Linked DNA regions of Mus musculus: region 2 is linked to region 1. The links are chromatin loops, found by intact Hi-C in ENCODE. Cell type or tissue: left cerebral cortex. All regions are shown on one strand. Each heading gives the region's core, and the rest is flanking DNA. Links, peaks and the distances in the headings are about the cores only.

Evidence for each region. Hi-C counts contacts between places; a loop is a spot of excess contacts. Peaks named below come from ENCODE experiments on the same cell type or tissue, not always from the same donor. Only the 100,000 strongest peaks of a DNase experiment are listed, where the experiment ranks them.
Region 2: it touches region 1 in a loop (2.4-fold over the local background); 4 of 42 quality-filtered maps call a loop at or near these places.

The regions. Positions count from the first base shown.
Region 1 is chr5:103,363,527-103,366,433 of GRCm38, reverse strand. No RefSeq gene overlaps it. Among named protein-coding and RNA genes, the nearest start is that of Gm30443, 5.0 kb to the right of the region's middle. In left cerebral cortex, for the core only: no CTCF peak of the experiment used is centred there; DNase peaks (open chromatin) are centred at 373 and 1,286; H3K4me3 peaks cover 249 bases.
Region 2 is chr5:103,419,169-103,422,075 of GRCm38, reverse strand. No RefSeq gene overlaps it. Among named protein-coding and RNA genes, the nearest start is that of Ptpn13, 4.6 kb to the left of the region's middle. In left cerebral cortex, for the core only: no CTCF peak of the experiment used is centred there; a DNase peak (open chromatin) is centred at 1,367.

The sequences.
Region 1 (2,907 bases), core at 262-2,761:
CTGCTTCCAGGCTGCGGGATCGAATCGGGCCTCCCTGGAACAGGGAGAGAGCAGGGAGGTTAGTTTCCACGATCTCTAGTTAGAGAGAACGTGAGGCTGAGTCTGTGGGTGTGGAGTCCACAGAGGTGGGAAAACCAAACAGCAGGACCATGAGAAGGGAGCAATACTTTGGTAAAATATATTTATTTAGCAACTCTTGGCTCCCACTGCTCAAACACTCGATTTTAAAGAAACATCCACAGCCAGGCCACAAAGTAGCCAAGAACAAGGAAGAGTGAAGGTATGCTCAGAGTAATTGGGGAAGCTCGGGGTGGGAGAGATTGAGCCCGAGAGTGAGTTATCCCAGAACAGATGGAGGCGGCCACGTTAGCTTTGCACTAAACTGTACTGTAGCTTTGAATCTATTTTCGTGATAAACTACTCATAACAAAGCTTACCACGTTAACCATGTTTATGTATGCAGTTCGGCGGCATTCCACCCTATACTGTTGTGTGACCCTTGTTGCTTGCTGTTTCCAGAACAGTCTTCTTCCTGTGGTGAAACTAAACCCTCCCCTCTCACCTCCCCACCAGCCTCAGGTAACCACTGCTGCGCTTTCTCTAAGTGTAGACGGAGTCACAGCAAATATTTTTCTTCCCCCCCCCCCCCCCCCGTAGAGATTATTTCGCTTAGCAAGACTTCTTCCAAGGGTCACCAGTGTCGTGGTATTTTGCTTAACTTTCTAAAGTGGTCATAGCCACATCCTGCTGACTCTGGTCCTGGAGCTGTACAAGGTAATTCCACAGGCTGGGTGAGGGAGTCCCGGGGTGGGGTGGGGAGGTGACTGGGAATGGGGGAGGGACACAGAGCCCTTCCAGCTGCTCAGGAAAGGTTGAGGTGGAGAGGAAGAAGGAGGCGGAGCGCTGTGGATGCGGGCAGCTCAGTGGGCAGCGAGGACCACGCCAGCGCCAGCGCAGGAGGCGGGGCTGCCGGGCTGTACTGGAGGTCTCAATAACTGGGGTTATGGTAGACTGAGAATGGAAAGTGAGTGGAGAGTGACTCAGCTGGGGTGGGGGTGCCCAACACATTGTTTCATGCAGAGTTTCTAAAGGAACGGCAATAGGTAACCTAACAGGCATTTGGGCAGGAGCGGGGTAATGATTTACTCAAAATAGTTGGCATCAGGAAAGATAAGGGGGTGGAAACCGCCAAGCGCTTTCAGGGCTAATCAGCTTAATTTGGCAGGGACTGAGGGTTTGTATGGAATGCAGAGAGAGAGATAGGAGGTTGTCGAAGCCCGTTTCTAAAGTACCACGACTGACAAGCAGTTGGTTCTGATCATTTACTAAGCAATGGGCACCAATAGAAAACAAATGGCTCTGTCCTTTGTCTCAAATCCCTAAACTGTAGATCTTGACCTTAATTAGACCAATTAGCACACAGCCTTATAGTAGCTTGCGAGACAGATGCATCTCCTAGGAGACTGTAACTGCCTGAGAGCAAAACTGCTTCGCTACATAGTGGCCCTTCTAGCCTTAAACTCACACCTCTGAACTGCCTGCTGCCTTCTATAGCATCCCGAGACTTGAAGGGGTCGGGGTTAAGAGGTTTTGATGGGAGGCACAGAATAAACTAGAAAGGCTACAATTTAGAAAGGTTAATTACAATTAACCTGATGAGCCTGTGCTGTGAGGAGGGTGCGGGGGTGGGGGATGAGTCAGGCTGCGCAAGGGAAGGTATTTTAGTAATTCGATGGTGGGGTTAAGACAGACCCTCTCTTCTGGGCTTAAACAGGAAGGGCAGGCTCTGGAAAGGAATCTGGTGTGATTATCTGGTCTTCTGTGGCAGCCAAAGCGGAGGGTAGGATGAAGTGCAGGATGAAGCACCGCTACCCCTGCATATTTTCGGCTGTGGAATCCTGACCATGTCGCTGCACACAGAGCCCAGTCTAAAGCCTCCCTGCCTGAAATCACGTTGGTGGTCTTGGTCTCTATCAATATGTTTAATACTGCCTTTGAGCATGAGAAAGGTTGCACTTGATTTTGGTTGACATTGGGGAGCACAGCGACTTGTTTCCAAGCTATACCTATAGAAATAAGGTTACTTGCAGAGTAGAGCCTATACATTCACCCTGCTACAAGTACAGATTATCAATTTATACCTATAAACCACAAGAGATTGCTTTAGGTCTGGAACTAAAGAATATGGATGAAATCCAGGAGATATGAAATTCTCAGCAATGTTTTGGCATGAAAAAAAAATCACTGCTTCGTGTTTTAAAAATCTTTGGTTTGAAGCCTTTTTTTTGCTGCTGTTAAAATATAAAATGTCAATTTTTGTTTGTTTTTTTGTTTTCTGAGACAGGGTTTTTCTGTGTAGCCCTGGCTGTCCTGGAACTCACTCAGGCTGGCCTCGAACTCAGAAATCTACCTGCCTCTACCTCCCTAGTGCTGGGATTAAAGGCATGTGCCACCACTGCCCGGCTATAATGTCAATTATTTATTTAGGGCTTTTTTTCTTTCTCTCTTCCTTTCCTTTTTCCTTTCCTTTCCTTTCCTTTCCTTTCCTTTCCTTTCCTTTCCTTTCCTTTCCTTTCCTTTCCTTTCCTCTCCCTCTTCTCCTCTCCCTCCTCTCCCTCCTCTCCCTCCTCCCCCTCCCCCTCTCCTCTCTCTGCTCTCCCCTCTCCCCCTCCCTCTACCTCTCCCCTCCCCTCCTTTCCCTTTTGCCTTTTCCCTCTTCCCTTTTTTCCCTTCTCCCTTTTCCTTTTCCCCTTTCCCCTTTTCCCTTTTCTTCCCCTTTCCTTTCCCTTCCTTTCATTCTGGAGTGAAGCAGCAGTCTCCCTGTTTAGTAGATACCCCATCTGCTGCTGAGGTACATCTGTCATAAATTCCTTCATCATTCATTCCTTCCAACTGGGCAGGTGTATC
Region 2 (2,907 bases), core at 125-2,624, 56 kb before region 1:
GTGAGTAGCAGAGGCAAGATAGGTAATCCACCCAAACATGAGCAGGTAATCGGAGCGCCACAGCTCAAGAAAGACTTTGTGAGAGAGATGCAGGTACTCACACTTCCAAGGGAATGAAGAATTACCTGAGGGGGTGGGGTGGTAATGGAAATCAGATAGGACTACAGGTACCCTCGGGGCCACTGAATACACAGGTTATTTTCTTCTGGGGAGTAGCTGAACTCTCTTTAAAACACAAGAATCCCCCTAGGATGCAAGGGTTACATGACAGCAAAGGCACAGATAAATCTAAATGCTGAGAGGCAGCCTGGCAGCTCAGAGGTGAAGAGAACACAGCCCTCTGCTGAGAAGGCCAGTTCAAATCCTGGCCAGACGCCTGCCTTCGTTGACCCTCCTTTTCCTACCATAAAGTGAGGTAAATAAATCGGCACGTACGTCCGTCGAGATTGGAAACATACCGCAGGATCAAGCGGAGATACTCATCTGTCTGAGAACTGTTTGTAAACTTGAAAGGAGGGCTTTAAACCATCAGACAACAGAAGCCAGATGGTTTGGGAATGAATGTTTTACGTGATAGGGTTTTTGAAGGTAAGTTTTGTTCTAAGGGAAAAAAGTTGGAAAATGCCTGGTGGGTCCTAGGACTTGCGAGCCCTGTGAAAGAAAAATTTAATTGTGGCACACGTCAAGTTCAACCTTCCATGGCCCCCAAGTTGCTTTTCGATACTTAATTCTTGTGCTTGTCTCTCACTTGCCACCTTGATCGGGGATTGTTCATCTTCAGATTAGTGCTGGCCATATGTTTGGCTCACGTGGTCCCTCTGTTTCCACTTGGCCTGCCAGTGCTGAGGCCTGTAACAGCTCCCCAATATTTTCCTCTCCCACATTCCTTAGCGGGGGAAATTCTCACTGCAAGCTGCTAACGAGTTCAACTGCAGAGGTGTTATCTTTAGGTCATGGTTAAAATTCACTTTAGCTTCTAGCTTTCTCTCTGTATGTTAATGTGGACCGGCATTATCAGATTAGGTTGTTGTCACTTTAAACCCTGAGGGAGAGAGATACTGGAGCAGTAAATTTTAATTAGTGCAGAGGCAGGTTGGGAAGTTGGTTTCAGGGATCAGAAGCCAGCGGGGAGACAGGAATCTGGTGTGTGTAGGGGGGGTGGGGGGAGGCTTGTGGTATGCTGGTGACCCTCAGGGCTAATGATACCATGGGAAGGGATCAAGGAGGTGTGTGGAGTTCTGTAGGTGTGGCGCTGAAGTCAAACTGCCTAATTCACGATTTTTCCTGGGGTTGGTCCCTTCCTGACTCATTCTGCAACTTGTCCCGGCAGGTTATGCAACCGCCTGTTCAGTGTGGTTGAAGAGAGCACGGCAAGCGACTACTTTTGTTTTAAATGCAGCCAGGCTAGAACATACGCAAAGCGACCTCATGTGAATATTCTGTGTGGCAATGGGACCCGTAGAGAAAAGCCCATGGGGCTGCTGATCTTGGATTGAGGGTGTCCTGCCAAGTGGAGATGGAGGCACAGGGACGCTGTCTAGTTTCTGATCTGTTTTAAAGGAGACACTGTGAGGGGAGTAAGGCCTGGGTGGAGAGCTGATTATTAAAGGCTTCATTGGGTGGAGTTTAATAAACCCAGGCTTCAGTTTCTTAGGGAAAAAAAAATTGAAGCTGATTATCTTGGTTTTTCTATTTCCCTCATAATAATGTCTACTAGGAAGCTTGGAATGAAACTTGTCTCATACAGAGACTGACCAACAACACTTCAGAGCCAACCTGGGCTTATGATATTCACATACATGGAGAAAATTAATGTTTGTTGTGTGACAAAGTTATTCCTGGGGAAATGAAACACACATCTACTCAGATAGGAAGCCCAAGACAGATCAAACCCTAACCCTTTGATACCATCGATGTCCAACTTGGTGAACCATGTGGTGGGGGGTGGGGTGGGGTGTTTACTAACTAATATGGGTGCGGGGTCACTTACATTAGCAGAAATGACTTGAGACAGCTGAATCTCCAAGGCCCACCCCAGCATGAGTGACAGCTCACGAAGCCAGGAAACCTCCAGCACGTGACACAGCCTGTAGGCAGCTCAACAGGTTGGAGACTGTCCTTTCCAGGTAACTCAGGTCTGAGCCTCTTCCAGGCAGGCAGTAACCACCTTCTGGTCAGGTCTCAAGAGTCTTCTTCGCATCTTGGCTTCTCTGAGAGTGGCTCTTAGCTTTTATTGTTATCCTCTAGCAAGGAGGGCCTCATGGATCTCACCAGTTTCAGGGACTTCCGGAAGCTATTCTGAGTTGTTTAAGTCTGTTGAAGGCAATTTCCTGCAGGTTGGAATGTTTCAATCTCGAGGAAACTCTTACCTAACAATTGTGCTGACATTGTTACCTTAGGTGGTCCTTTAGGTAAAAACAAATGTAGAGAACTCTTAATGGTAATCAATGTACAGCCTAGCGCTCTTTTACATTCATTAAGTAACCTTCTGATCCTGACCCAGGCTGGAGGACCATGGCCCTGTGCTGAAAGGCCCGAGCTGTCTTTCTTTCTAGAGTGCAGAATCGGCTGTGTTCTGTTTTGGTTTTACTAAAGGGAATGGATAATGGATAACCTTCCGAGATTTAGAATGGGACTTGTGGAATATGTCCCACTTGTCTTGCCCATGGTAACTGAGGAGAGCCTTTCAACAGAGGAGAGCCTTTCAACAGCGGTCAGCTTCTTGAAGGAGAATATGCAGGACATTTTTTTTCTTAATCACTTTTACCATTTTTAGACCTTGATTTCATTTCTAATAAAAAAAGTTATCTTTCCCACCAATATTTACTTAAGTACACACAAATCAAACTACCTGTTTACATTAGCAGTAAAACTTGTTTTGACTATGGGAAACAGGGGAGGGCGAGT